Linked DNA regions of Homo sapiens: region 2 is linked to region 1. Evidence: chromatin loops called from intact Hi-C (ENCODE). Cell type or tissue: endothelial cell of umbilical vein. All regions are shown on one strand.

What was found. Hi-C counts contacts between places; a loop is a spot of excess contacts. Peaks named below come from ENCODE experiments on the same cell type or tissue, not always from the same donor. Only the 100,000 strongest peaks of a DNase experiment are listed, where the experiment ranks them.
Region 2: a loop joins it to region 1, with 5 times the contacts of the local background. A loop is called at or near these places in 9 of 110 quality-filtered maps.

The regions. Positions count from the first base shown.
Region 1 is chr6:56,042,886-56,050,885 of GRCh38, forward strand. No RefSeq gene overlaps it. Among named protein-coding and RNA genes, the nearest start is that of BMP5, 170 kb to the left of the region's middle. RefSeq lists a silencer at 3,706-4,000. In endothelial cell of umbilical vein, no CTCF peak of the experiment used is centred here; DNase peaks (open chromatin) are centred at 1,046, 3,846 and 5,326; H3K27ac peaks cover 2,789 bases.
Region 2 is chr6:56,292,345-56,300,344 of GRCh38, forward strand. It overlaps a transcript of COL21A1 not described here. Among named protein-coding and RNA genes, the nearest start is that of COL21A1, 49 kb to the left of the region's middle. In endothelial cell of umbilical vein, a CTCF peak has its summit at 444 (motif pointing left); DNase peaks (open chromatin) are centred at 347 and 7,767; H3K27ac peaks cover 609 bases.

The DNA of each region.
Region 1 (8,000 bases):
GACTCCTGATCTAAATACTCCAAGTAAAAACAGAAATTACCAGACTGGATTAAAAGAAAGATCCAATGACTGCCTACAAGAAATATATTCTGGATATAAAGATACAGATAAGATAAAGTCAAAGGATGAAAAAAACTATTACTATGCAAACGCTTTTCAAAAGAATGCTGAGGTGTCTATATTAATGTCAGATAGTATACTCCAGAAGAAGGACTTTATCAGGGATAAAAAGGGGGCATTTATAATGAAAATAGGTCAATTCATCAAGAAGACATAACATTCCTAAATGTGTGTGCATACTGTAAGAGAGCTAAAAAATGCAGGAAGCAAAAAACTGACAGAATTAAAAGGAAACACAAATCCACAATTACAGGAGATCTGTATACTCCTGTCTCAGGAACTGAGAGAACAAGTAGATACAAGATTATTAAGAATGGAGAAAGTATGAACAATACTATTAGCCAATATGGCTTTATTTATAGAACTCTCAATCTGATGACAGCAGAATACCCATTATTTTCAAGTGCAAATGATGTATTTCCAAGGCAGACCATTTTCTGCTTCATAAAATGTCTCATTAAATTTAAAAGAATTGATAGAGTTTGTTTTCTGACAACAAAATTAAATTAGAAATCAATAACACAAGGACATCTAAAACATATCCAAATATGTGAAAATCAAATATCACAGTTTTAAATAACCATCTGTTATGGTTGGTATGTGTCCCTCAAATATCATGTATTGGGAACTTAATGCCCAATGTGGCAGCTTTGAAAGGTGGGGACTTTAAGAGGTGACTGGATGATGAAGGCTCTGCTCTCATGAATGGATTAATCTATTCATGGACTAAAGAATTAACAAGTTAATGAATTAATGGGCTACATGGGAGTACTGGTGGCTTCATAGGGAGAAAAATAAAAACCTGAGCAACCACGTTAGCACTCTCAGCCCTCTTGCCATGTGATACCCTGTACCGCCTCGGGTCTGTGCACAGGTCCCACCAGAAAGAATGCCCTCACCAGACGTGCCCCTCAACCTTGGACTTTCCAGCCTCCACTATGAGAAATAAATTCTTTTTCTTTATAAATTTCCCAGTTTCACATATTCTGTTATAAGCAACAGGAAACTGACTAAGGCACCATCTGTCAAAGAAGGAATCACAAGAGGAATTAGAAAATATTTTGAGCTTCATGAAAATAAAAAAGCAGTATATCAAGATTTTAAAATTTCACTAAAATGATGCTTACAGTAAAATTGATTTTCTTATTTCTTAAAATAAGAAAGATCTAAAGAAATTCAATTAAACAATATCTACCTTAAGCAGCTAGAATAAAAGAGCAAATTAAATCCAAAGTAAGTCAGAGAGTAAAGCAATAAATGTAAGAGCTGAAAGTAATGAAAGAGAAAATGGGGGAAATGTAGAAAATTTATATAACTAATATCTATCTGATTCTTTGAAATTCTACAAAAAGCTACTTGAACTAGTAATAACAAGTGCATTTATTAGCAAGGTCCAAGGATAAAAGTCAATATACAAAAGATCAACAGTATTTTGATAAACTAGCAAAGAACAAATGGAAAACGATGTCTAAAACATGGCATTTATAATGGCATCCACAAACATGATTTACAGATAAATTTTGTTAAATAATGTGCACAAACCTATACAATGAAAATTATAAAACGTTTCTGAGAAAAATAAAATGGAGAGATAAGTAAATAAAGAGATATGCTCAGGGAAGGAAAGACTAAATATTTTTAAAATGTCAATTCTCCTTAAAATGACCAATATATTTATTACAATCCCAATCAAAATTCCACTGGATAAGCTTCCATTGGACAGTGCTATTCTAGCAGAAAACAAAGTAAGTAATATTTGCAATCTCTGGATAGGTAAAGATTTCTTAAATAGAACATAAAAAAGTACAAATTATAAAAGAAAAATTGATAAAATTGTACTTTATAAAAATCTTATAACTTCTACTCTTTGATGGACTACATTAAGAAAATAAAAATGCAAGCCACAGACACGAAAAAAAATTTGCAATATGTAACAAAGGACTTGTATCCAGAAAATACAGTTGCTGACAAAGTTTAGAATATACTTACAATATATCCCAATAACTCCACTTAAGAAGAATAAAAACATATTTCCACACAAAGACTTGTAAATGAATGTTCATAACAGTGTTATTCAGAGTAGCCCCACACTGGACATAACCCAGTTGTCCATAAACAGGTGAATAAATAATCAAAAATACAGTCATACAAAGGAATACTACCAAGTAACAAAACAGGAATAAACTATTGATACCACATCATAGATGAATCTCAAAAACATTATAATGAATGAAGGATGCCAAGAAACAAAAGATTACATAAAGGATGATTCCATTTTTATGTAACTCTAGAAAAGAAAATTATCATCTATGTGATAGAAAGCAGAGCAGGGATTGCCTGGACCTGGAGGAGGGATAAATTACCTGGGGAAAGGCACAAGGAAACTTTTTAAGGGTGATGGAAATGTTCTATATCTTAATTGTGGTGATGGTTTCATGGGTGCGTATGTTTGTCAAACCCCATCAAAATACAGACTTAAAAATGGATGCATTTTATTGTATGTAAACTTTATACTTCAATAAAATTTATTTTTAAGTTACTGATTATATTTATTAAATATACACAGTAAACAAAATTAAGTTTCAGTTTCTATTTGAAGCTTTTTATAAGCAAAAAGAATGAAAGGAGAAAAAAGAGAAAGGCAAGACGCAGAAAAAATAGAATATAGGTCAATTTCAGTCTCTTTCAAAATTGTAAAATGAGGAGGTGGAATAATTATTTGATTTATTTGGATTTGTCTATTTTTATTTGAAGTGTTTTTTGTGTAATCAAAACTACAAAACCATTGCAATTATTTTTGTCCTCAGAATTTTCTTTCCTCTGAGTAACATCATGTACAAATTTCATTACATAGGCATTTAGACAGATTTTCATATAAATACATATTTGGGAAAGAATGTTTCTTTGCCAATTTCCAATGTAGAAATTAGATAAATACTAGGCATAAAAAGTTATGTGGTTGAATGCTTTTCTTTAATTTCCATGCCAAAAGACCAGAATCTCTAATATTGAACAAACTCTTTTAATTTTATTAGCAGTTACTCTTGTGGAATACAGAATTTGGTGCCAGAAAATCACATTATTCCACTGACAATTAGATAACATGGCCATATCTTTAGAGCACCAATATTAAATTACTGGAACATCAGAAAAAAATGAAACTGTGAATTATAATTTTCCCTAGCAACATATGTGTCTTTTTTTCCTGTTTCCCACTTCCCCACTTTTTCCCCAAACTGACTAATTTTCTATCTAATGTTCAGTGTTTTTAGGGCATAAATTAGCCCAAGTGCTTAAAATTTAAAGCCTTATTTTCCCATTTCCTATAAAGCAATATAGGGTTTTGCAGTGTTAACAAAAGGGACACCACATTGCTTATTGTTTTGCGCAAATTTTAAAATGGAAAAAAGTTTGAACACATCCTTTCTACATAGATGTAGTAAGTTTCATTGAAATAATACAAATCTTTTTTTTTTCCGAAATCACAGAAGAAAGCAAATACTTTTATTTTTCTCTATGGAGTTATTTAATGAGTTAATGAGTGAGTACATGAAATAGGAGTAGTAACTTACAAAGTGTACCCCAAAATGTCCTAAAAATTCTCAGTTAGCTGCAATTCTCAGCAACGGTGAGGCTTGATTCTAAACAATCCTAATCAAGTTGAATAGATTTATTCAGGAAAAAAAGTTATCACATATTTCAGGAAGCAGAGGAACAGAGCAACAAGTTGTTGCCCTGCCAACAGTGACCACAGAAGCCACAGCTAGACGGCGGCAGCCTGTTCGGTCACTGTATAAAGAAAGCAGTGGGCTGGGCACGGTGGCTCATGCCTGTAATCCCAGAACTTTGGGAGCCTGAGGCGAGTGGATCCCCTGAGGTCAGGAGTTTGAGACCAGCCTGGCCAGCATGGTGAAAACCCGTCTCTACTAAAAACACAAATTTTTTTTTTGTATTTTTACAAATACAAATTTGTATTTTACAAATACACTGGGTGTGGTGGTGCACATCTGCAATTCCAGCTACTCGGGAGGCTGAGGCAGGAGAATCACTTGAATCTGGGAGGTGGAGGTTGCGTTGAGCCAAGATCACGCCACTGCACTCCAGCCTGGGAAACGAGAGTGAAACTCCATCTCAAAAAAAAAAAAAAAAAAAAAAAAAAAAAGAAAGCAGTTCCCTGGCTAACCCAGGGTAATACTGGTGCCACCAACAGTGACAACAGCATTTAAGTAGCAAGGGTGAAAATATCGAATTCTGTTTTACACATTCACAGTTAACTGATGGTAGGACATTCTGTGAAGAGACTGCATTAATTCTGTTATACAGAGGACTAGAGAGACGTTTAGGATCGAAGAGAGGAGACCTGATAATTGTCTGTGTGGCTCAAATTTGTTTCAATATGTATGCAATTAGCCACAAAGGACAATATAGAGGCCAATGTAAAACTGCTGTCTCCACTGGTAATCATATAACAACAGCCTACTGTGTGTTGAACAATTGTTATGTATTTTTAATTATCATATTTGGAAACAATCCTGAAATATTATTGCTATTCCCTTTCAAAGATGAGGCTTATCACAACTAATTTGGTTTATCACAGCGACTCCCTTTCAAATACTGAGGCTTATCGCAACAAATTTCAAGGCCGCACAGGTAGGAAATGTTAAAAGGTCTGTCCCAAACCTGGGATATTAAAGAACTTCTGGTTCCCATTTTGTGTTCTTCACATTACTGGGGGAACCTAATAAAATAAGCCAATCATCAGAAAGTTGTAATAATAATAACTAACAATTATCAGGTACTTATTATGTTCCAGCTACTCATCTAAGAATTTTACTCTATTAATTCACCCAAATCCTAGCACTACAGGCCACATCATAATTCTCCTTTATGTGATCTTTATACTAATAAATATGGTTCAAAAAGAATTTCAAATCAACTTTGGCAAAAGGTGTACTTCAGAACATATTTTTAAACACTGCATGAGGTTTGCCTTTAACAAGCTCACTGTCTCATAGGGACAATTGCAATTACAAAGAACAATTGCAATATAGGATTAAAAACAAAAAATGTTATCATGGGGCCTTATATAGGATATTAGTAAGAACACTTGGGAGAGGTCCAAAAAAGGACCTGGAATAGTCACTCGGAATGAAACCTGCAAATAACATTCCAAAAGGTAGAAAAAATTCAGTGCAGTGAAAAATTCTGCCCAACACAGTGATGGAATAATTAATTGGCCTCCAATTGCCAACTAAGTATTGTATTGAAACAGGAACAATAGAGAGAACATGCTTTAGTTATAGTAAAACTGAAAACAGGAGCTTTGGAGCCTGGCAGATCTGAGTTTGCATTCTAGATTTGTCACTGCTTATTAGCGTGAAGCTCAGTGTTTTCCTTTATGAAATGAAAACATTACCTACTCCTAAGGAAGCTGTGAAGACTCAGGGTGGAATGTTTTTGAAATCACTGAATCAATAGCTGTTGTGAGTGTCTCTGCTGTGGCTTCCTAATGTAACTTTCTCCTTTAGGGAGCTCAGCACTAATGTCTTTCCTCCAGGCTCTTAGGACTCTTAAAACCTGCAAGGGCCCATTAACATTTCATGGGGACAGGCAATAACATTCATCTCTTTTACTCTCTGGGTGTTATTGGAGATAGCGATCATTTCCTATGTGAGCTTATGCCTCTAAAATTTTACTAGTTCGCCTTAAAATGAACAAGAGAATCATGGGATGGTGTGGGGTAAAACTAGTCAGCGCTAGCTCTCTTTTTCCCTCTTTTTCCTACGTGGGTGCCACTTATTCCTATAATGAGATCTTCCCCACTTCCCAAGTCTGCACAAGGTGTGAGAGAGTCCTTGTCAGTTAAAGGAAAGCCAGAATAGCTGCTTTCACTTAAATTTAGAGAAGCTGAAAAGTAGGTTGTCTTAAGTGGAATTAAATATGTTATTATCAAAAGAACTCAGCACCATCCTAGGATTACAGGCATCCTGATAATCCTCCTTCAGGTAAATGGGAAATAATTTTAGATGTTTCTAAACTTTTAAAGAAAAATTTTAGAAAATGTTTGCTTGGTTCTTAACATTCTTTCTTTTTATCCACAGCGACCACCATCTTTAACCAAATATTTTCTGTTTCTTCCACATTACTCTTTGGTAGAAACAAAATATTAATTAACCTTAAAACTTTGCATCTAAAAATGAAAAGTTAACTCCCAAGATCTGTGATAAAAGCCATCTTCAGCCATTACACCCTGCTCCTTACTCTCCACTATTCTCTCAATTTTTTTTTTTAACTAGGCCCTTTGTTTCCCTGGACTCATAATTATAGAAATAAAACATGGGGAAATACGACTGTATTTCAGTCTTTCATTATGTAAGCATAAGGAAATTCATCTTTGAATACATGTAAGTTCACTGCTGTCATGAAAATGTACTCTCCATGGTTTTTCTCCATGAAAACCATACAAACACCAATCACTACTCTTCTATGTTCCCACTCATTCCTTTCTAAATACTATCTGAAGTCTATTTATTGACTAGGGTTAAGCCTCTCCAAGTTAAACTTGAGGATGTTCTCTTTCCAGTGAGCCACTTCATACCAAACAAGCTTCCCCCTCTCCTTTTTGCCCCTCAATTGTGAAGGAAACAGTCCTTTCCTTTTTCAAAGCACTGAGAAATCCTCAAAGCTCAATTGTCCAGTGAATTCTTTCTAATTCCAAAGTTTAATGAACCTTAAGACAATACATTTCTGACAGCATTTCTGTAATTACATCTAATACTTCTGATTTTCTTAGTTTCTATCACTTCTTGACTTCTCATTTAGGATGAGTTATTAAGTGTATTTCTTAATCTCTGGATCTAGAAATATTTTTGTTTTAGCTATTGCCAGACAAAGACATTCCCAGTAAGAGCCTTATAGAGTGACCACAAATGACTGACAAATGAGTTGGACACTGTTGCACAAGTTTCTCCCCTTTTTAATAATCCTTAAGGTGAGCTCAGAGCTTTTTTAAGAATTTTTTTAATCACTAAATTCACCATGAGGAGAAGCAGGTGAAAACCGCTTAAATTAAACCAGGGATACAAGGGGCTTATATCACTTCGTTTTCAGTTCTCATAGGAGAAGACAGTATGAAAGAAGTCGACCCTATCTTTGGAGACAAGACTTAGATTTGAATCCTTGCTGTTCTCTTTAATTCCTATGTAACCATGAAAAATCTGCACGTGAGGTTCTTTAATATCTAAAATGAATAAAATGCACATACTTTATACAGTCAATTCCAAGATAAATAAAAGCATTATTAAAGTTACAAATTCAAGTTTGTTGCTCCAAAATCCCTGGGAGAGGTCACAGATGGAAAAATCAGTTTCAAACAGATTTTCCTCTAAATCCAACCCACACACAGAGATCCTCATTTACTCCTCTACTCCACAACTCCTTTAATCTCACTGCTTCATCCTTAAGGCAAGGAAAATCACATCTAAATTAGATATTGCATTCTTCCAAGCAACCACTAAACAATTGCTAGGATATGTCTCTAAAAGCTTCTACTTACTGATTCTGGTTGAAGGGCTCTGGTGTTTCTTCCTAGAATTTAGAGGAACTGCACATGATCTGGGGAGACTAAAGTGTATCCTTTTATCTTAAACAGCTAATTGGATTAACAGAGAATTTCCATCCAAAATGACACCCATTACATATACTTTCATTTCCTCATAAAATATAGTTCATTTTACTGTAGTGTCACTTCATAAAAACAAAGCTCATTCATCACATTCTGACACCTGTGGTTTTGACATATGCCACTGCACTTTAACAATTAGATGTTCCAAAAGGATCCCAGCACCAGCAAGATAATATTCTCCTGAATCCTTAAGCAT
Region 2 (8,000 bases), 250 kb after region 1:
TCACTTTGAATTTATATATGGTGTAATTAATATCAACAAAACAGGGACCCCCCCCCTCCCCCGCCAAAGAGAGTCTGGGTTCTTGAACTCACCAGGGAAATAGTAAGTCCAGGCATTAAGTTTTTGTTTTTTGTTTTGTTTTGCTTTTTGTTTTTCCCCCATGCAGGTGCCTCAGCCTCTCACAGAGAAAGCCCTGTTAGCCAGAGCTTGGAGTATCTCCCTCTACCAGGCATCTGGCAAATGTGCCTGGTTCACCACAAGGGATACCAGGTGGGAGAACATAGTAGCTCAGTGCCAACACATGGACACAGCTGAAGAAATAACTGGTCAGTGCATGACCTTCTTAGGGGCATCAGCATATTCTCCTAGGTAACATCCACACACTGACAACACATTCCCTGAGCCAGGGTCTATTTGTGAATATTCCTGGTATGCTTCTGCCACCCAGTGGAGGATCTCTAACTCAAGCTTAGATTGTAATTGTAAAGTCTAGTATTTTGAATTTAAATCTTAAGCATAATTATTCCTGAAAGTTGTCAATCCTTTTAACAATTGTATTAAAACATCATTTAAAGTAGGATGCATTCATGTATGTGTTAATATAAAGTATATATACATATGTATTCAATTTTATGCTTAAAAATTTATAGTATGCTTTTATCATTAGACTAGCTCATATCAAAGTGCAAATAAAAAGTGATATTTTTCAAATCTAGGAAGATTCTGCATAATTTTAAAATACACTAAGATTGAGTTTGCATTGAATCTACAGTGAAAGCAGAAGTTTCCGTATATTTGTGCATGTTCAGTTTTTAGTTTTAAACACATTATTAATTCTCTTTCAACTTTTACGTGAAATAAAATTAAGTAATGTAAAAAGTGTCAATAATTTTGATTCAAAAGTTCTCATCTGTGTTCCAGATTTGCCAAAACAATGTCATTTTATACGATCATTGTCTTGTATATAGGATTCTTTTTCTCACATGTTTTATGAGTCATGTATTCTGAAATTTTCAGGTTTTTTAAAGTTTCCATGACATATGACATTAAGGATTCTTTTAGTGTAGATGAATGAGCTGATGAATAAATATGAAGATAAAGATATTATGACAGTCTTCAGACAACAACAAAAAAGGTGTAACTCACTATAATCATATTTACTATGTAGAAACTAGAAGACCTAGTGTCCAGTATTAAAAGAAAAACCCAATGTTAAACTGTCATATAAATGTATTAATTTTAATCATTAATGAAATAAAACATGAGATTATAGATAAAAATCTCTTCTAACTTTCACATTTCCTTAGGCAGCTTTGACTTGGTTGCCAAAAATATCTTATGGGAATCTTGATTTAAAATGAAAATTATCAAATAAATCTAAGAATTACTATGAAAAATTTATGATGAAGACACATGAAAGCTGATAATGATTTGGATTTTGAAATTTAATTAAAATAAATGAAAAAGTCCCATGAAAATTTCCAAACAGTTGGCTAATTATGCAAAATGCATTCAGCCATGAGAAACTTTTATGAAAGGAAGAAAGGTTTCTATTGTATTAAGTTGCAACTGAACTTGAACTGTAACAGCTGAGATGCGCTAGCGCCTTTTGGAATTTATCCTGGTTTATTGCAAAGTGCATATGGTGAAAACTGCATGTGGTGAGTCAAACGTAATTAAAATAAAACCACAAAATTGATTTGAAATGGCAATTTAGTTGAACCAGAACTGAACTCAAATTGTTATGTTACTCTACCAGTCATAATCACACTAAACTCCTATCTTTACTATACTAAATGGGACTATCACTTACAATTATATTTTGACTCTGAATCAAACAAAAAGGCAAGATTGAATTAAGTAGCAAATCTCTACTGCCTTTGTGAATTTATTGCATTGTGTGAGGGCTTAACTTTGCCATTTTCAGTCAAAACTGAAAATCAATCAATACATTCCATAGATTAAAAACTTTCAAAGGGTCAAGAAATAATGCATAATGTTCTACGGTGCATATAAAATACATTGCATATTTCTACAATGTATATTCAAGTGAAAAGCAATTTCACATATTTTTTGTTTATAATGTTAGGCTTTAGGTTTATAGAAAACTGATCAGAATATTGAGAATTCCTGTCTATTCCCTTTGCCCATATACACACATATATTTTCACCTATTTTTAACATCTTGCATTAGTGTGGTATATTTGTTACAACTGATGCACTACTGATACGGCAATACTAACGATAGCCCATAATTTACATTAGGGGTCACTGTTTGTGTTACACATTCTATGGGCTTTGACAAATGTATAATGTGTATAGTGGTATCTCATTGTTTTAATGTACAGTTCTCTAAATGACAAATGATGTTGAGTATCTCCTGTATGTTTATTTTTTGGTGAGGCGTCTGTTCAGATCTTTTGCTCATATTTTAGTTGGGTCATTTGCTTTTGTATTTTTGAGTTTTAAAAGGAGTTCTTTGTATATTTTGGATACTAGCCCTTTATCAGATATGGTGGCAGAAATTTTTTTCCCAGTCAGTGGCTGTTTCTTCCTTCTCTTAAAAGTGTCTTTCACAAAGCAGAAGTTTTTAATTTTAATAAAGTCCAACTTCTCAATTTTTCTTTCATGAATAGTGTTTTTGGTATTGTATATAAAAAAGTCAAAGTCACTTAAGAGTTTCTCCTGTGTTATCTTCCAGCTGTTCTACAGTTTTGCATTTTGCATGTACGTCTATGATCCATTTTGAGTTAATTTTTGTGAAGGGTGCAAGGTCTGTGTTTGGAATCTTTTTCATTTTATTTTATTTTTTTTACTCATGGGTATTCAATTATTCCAGTAGCATTTGTTGAAAAGATTGGGTTTTTTTCTATTGAATTGCCTTTGTCCTTCGTCAAAGATCAGTTGACTACATTCATGTGAGTCTATTTCTGGGCTCCCTGTTCCATTCCATTGGTCTATTTGCCTGTTCTTTCACCAGTACCACACTGTTTTGAATACTGTAGCTTCATAGTAAGTTTTGAAGTCCAGCTATGTCGACCTGCTGACTTTGCTTTTCTCCTTCAATATGTTTTTATTCTGGGTCTTTTGACTTTTCAAATAAACTTTAGAATCAGTTTGTCAACATCCACAAAGTAACTTGTTGAGATTTTATTAGGATTCCATTGAATCCATAGATGAAGTTAGGAGGAAATGACATCTTAATATTGAGTCTTCCTTTCATTGTATATGGAGTATCTTTTCATTTATTTAGATTTTCTTTGATTTCTTTCATCAGAGTTTTGTACTTTTCCTCACATAGATTTTGGACATATTCTGTAAAATTTATACCTGTTTATTTCTTTTTGGAGCTAATCTGAATAGTATTATATTTTTAACTTTAAATTTCAATTATTCATTCCTGGTATATAGGGAAAAAATTGACTTTTTATTAACCTTATATCCTGCAACTTTGCTATGAGTAAGGTTGCTTATTAGTATTAGGATTTTTTTGTTGATTCCTTGGGATTTTCCACATAGACAATCATGTCATCTGAAAACAATTTTATTTCTTCCCTTCCAGTTGGTATACCTTTGATTTACTTTTCATGTCTTTTTACATTATCTAGGACTTACAGTATGATATTGAATAGGGGTAGTGAGAGGAGACATCCTTGCCTTATTCCTGATCTTAGTGAGAAAGCATCTAGTTTCTCATCATTAAGTATGATGTTAGCTATAAGTTTTTTACAGATGTTCTTTATCAAGTTGAGGAAATTCCCTCCATTCCTAGTTTATTGAGATATTGGTTGATTTTAATGTAAATATTAGTATATTTCAGCATTAAAGTAATCAAAATCTGTCTTAAAACATGGTAGGTACTCTTTTCTTGTCTAACATAAAATTTTTAAGTAACAACATATCCAATATATATCATATTTTTAAATGAAGATAAGAAATGGGCAATCCAATTAACTTGCAATGGGTATAGTTAAACAGCAAGGGCATTTTCCAGTCTTCAGTGAAAACTATATTTAAGCAAAACAATTCTCCAATCTTCCTGGTCACAATCACTTCTTTAAACTATTGTATCTACTAATGACTTTAAAATTTGGTCCATGATACTTAGCTGTATCTCCAATTACCTCATATCTATAATGATACGTTTAAAGTATTACGTTCCCTCTCATTTTCTCTTGATACACAGACAGGTACCACCTATAATAAACATCCAAAGGCAATTTCGTAATTTGTTTCATTCACTCTGGGTTGTTAACATATACACTGTATGTTATCCCAGGTTTCCTCCTATGACAATATTTAGGCTGTGTCTTGAATTATAGTGAACCAACATGTCAGAAGAAATATACAAATTCAGGGATGGTGAGATTGGAGGGGTTCATGTAAAATTCCTATAATACTAACCACCAACATTTTACATTTTGTTTCTAGAAAAATACCCACAAGTGTCCATAAAACACTTGAGAAATCATGTACTCTAGGCACTAAATATATGAAATGGATTACAGGAATGGAAATATGCCACATTTTATCAAAGATGGGTTTCCAATATGATTTTCTAACCTCATATTCTTCATCATTGACATGACTAGCAACCCAAATTAGGCTCAACCTAGGCTATTACCATCCATGAGCTGTCTGAAGGCCCTTCAACTCTTTACCCACTTATTTAAATTTTAGTCAGCAGAACTTTTGTTGTAGCTTTATCATAATAGTCTTCTGCTTTATTAAATTGCCAATCTCCCATAGAGATACAATACTGAGCCCAAACATTTTTTAATTTTTAAAGGAGGGGAATTAAATGCAGGCCAAAATGACAACATATTTCAATAGAAGAAAGACTCAACACAGATTAAGTTGCCATGCGCATGAGTTACTCAGCATGAATAAAAGCCTGGACAAGTGAAAACTGGTTTCTATATTCCCTGTCCTTTGAAGTCATCTCAGTAAATTCCTCCCCAAAAAAACCTGCAAATCTCAGAATTCCCTTCAAATTACTTCATTGTTTTTTTTATTCTCTTCTGCTTAAATCAGGTGAAACTTGAGGTTACTTGTCACTACCTTAAAATTTAATCAGTAGTCCTCTGGACTTACAAAGACAGACAGGTCCCTTTATATGGGCCAACATACTCATTTTTACTTTGCTTAATGTTCTGGCATATTGTGAAACAATTCCAAGTGTGTAAAGGGTACTTAAAAATAGTTAAGAATATTTACTATACTCTTTTACTGACTGTAACTTATTTGGCTTCATGAGCAACTGGCTGTTCTAACTCTGATCAAAGAATCACTTGGTTTTTTATTGATGGCAATGTGAAAAGTAAAATCCCTAAAAAACAAGCATGTTTTACAATGATAATAAAATGAGATATTGGAAAGTAGAAACAAGTTATACACAATGAAGTTATGGTTCTCAAAAGGTCACAACACTCTGGACTGATGGCATCTAAATGCCATTATTATGACTCAGAATTTTGCCTTCAAGCCACTGAACATTATGTTACAGTTAGGGTTTAAAAGCTGGTAGCCGTCTATCATTTTTATCCTTTGGTTGGGGCCTCAATTCTGCACTGTTCATTCTTTTGGGGTGCACATTTCTCTAGACCTTAGAAGGGGCATCTGGAAGATGACAAAATCCTGGTGTGGAACCAGAATATCTGGCTCTAACACTTAAGAGTTGTGTCAGTGTGAGCAAGCTTTTTGGTTTTCCTGGAGTTCAATTTCTTTTATGAAAGTAATATAGTAATACGGATGCTAAATTAAAAAAAAAAAAAACCTTGCACACATGGTTGTCACCAAGCAAGTGAACAGATTGGAAGGCGCCAAGTCCAATGGTGAAGGGAATACTCCGGAAGATGTGGCCACAGTTCAGGAGAGGTGATGTTGACTAGAATTAATGTGAGCCAACAGGTTTGCAGAACAAAAAACAATTTTAGATATATTTAACTATTAAAATCAATAGAATTTGAGTTAAATGGAATGCAGTTAAGTCAGGGTGGTGTCGTGTATCATTCTCAGATGTCTGTCTCAGGCAGTTGCAAACTTGGGGTGCCTTTCACTGAAACAGTAAGAGCAGGGAGTAGATTTGACAGTGGGATGGTTGAGGATGGGAATCAGAAGCAGTTGAGTTTGTTGTCTCTGTAACCTATAATGTGCAACTGGGAGCCAGACATGTGGTCTGAGGATGAAGGAGAAATGATCTAAAAATAGTAATAAGGAGTGAAAAGGACACCACCCCACTCTCAGCCCCAAGGTCTAAAGAGTTGGTGGCAAGGGATGGTATATTCAGGATAGAGCCAGTTCTAATTAAGGTGAGGAGTTGGAAGGAGTCTTCAGAGAAACAGGTGACTTATGGGAAGATTGCTGCAAGTATTCTTGCTCAGCACAGCTATAAACATACTGCCAGCCCCATCAACAGCAACAGCAACAGAGACCAGACGCAGAGTTCCAATTTCCTTTCTCTCTATTTAATCTTTTTGAAGTTTCTTATTCAATTTAAGAAATGCAAGTTACTACCTGCTATTACAAATACATCATCATCCTCTTAGAGCTTAAGGGGACCTTAAAAGTCATATAACTCCTTGAAACAACTTATATTCAAAGTCATAGTATCAAAGTACAAATTTCTACACAATCACAGTAAACAGAATCAAATAATTTTCTTCATGTGTCACTTGCAACAAAAACCTCATCTTTTGTAATGAGAGAGAGCAGGGACACAAACCTGGGAGGCAGGAAAGTCAGCTTCTTGTCTCCAAACTGTTGCTTTTTAGATGTGTGGCCTTTAGCAATACATTTAATCCAGAGACATCAGGGTTCAAACACGGAGCTAAATTAGATCACTTCATATATTCTATCCAGCTAAAAATTCTTAGGACTCTGTGAATGGAATGGCTACATAGAACCTTTCTGCTTTGGGGAAAAGTGGCATAACAGAGAGTTTCAGCTTAATGTATTTTCAAATGCCAAATTGGATTTGAAAAATTGATTTTACTTGTTCCCTCAAATATTTCAAGTCATATCTTTAAGAACAAAGCATTGTGATTCAGGTCCATTGCATGGACAAATTAGCTGTGGTTCTTGGTAGTTAAAAGTGGCAGAAAGACAGAAACAACTATTTGATAACATTATGTAATTTTACAATAAGGTAATTCTCCAGCCCAACCACCTTAATAATGTGCACTTTTGTTAATATATTTAATATATTGAGAAAAGTCATTTATAATCACTGTATACAGACTCATATGAAAAAAAGACATTTTCATTCCCATAAGAAATATTTCATGTGAAATCACATTTTTATGGCCTCATATTTTCTGATCAGACTTCCATCTTCATCAATATCTTATTTCTCAGTTAAAATTCTGGTTTCCCCTAATTATTATTCTGAGAAATTCTCCCTCAGAATATTCCCTAATCCCAGAAGGTCTCTATGTTCCTTCTACAACTGAATGATATGTCTTACCTCAACATTATTTAATATGTTCCTAAAATAAAAGGGAGTAGAACTTGGATATTTTTATTCATATTTCCCCTGCGGTTAAGAGCTCCCCTTTCTCCCGATAAATAAAAATATAAATATTGTTTTAACTCTACTTGCAATCTCATATAGTTCCACTTTGTAAGCTGTTTTCTAAAATATGAATTGAAGTAATAGGAAAATTAAACAAGGCTAGCCAGCTTAGTGTTTTCTATATTTAGTTGTTATGTTTTTCCTTCAGTACAAAATTCCACATAAGGTAAAGAAAAGACAATAAATACCAGAAAGATTATGGAGTAGCCAAAATGTGCCGGAAGCCAACATGAATATGAGGAAATTCATTAACAGATCCTTCTAAATGTGTGTATAATGATTAAATGTACAGATAAAATGATATTTTTATGGGATTTGCTTTGAAATAATCAGAGTAGAGGCTGGAAGTGGGGATAAGGAGTGGAGAGTGGAATTAGATTAAAACAAGGCAGTCATGGGATGATAGTTGCTTGTTCAAGCTGAGTAA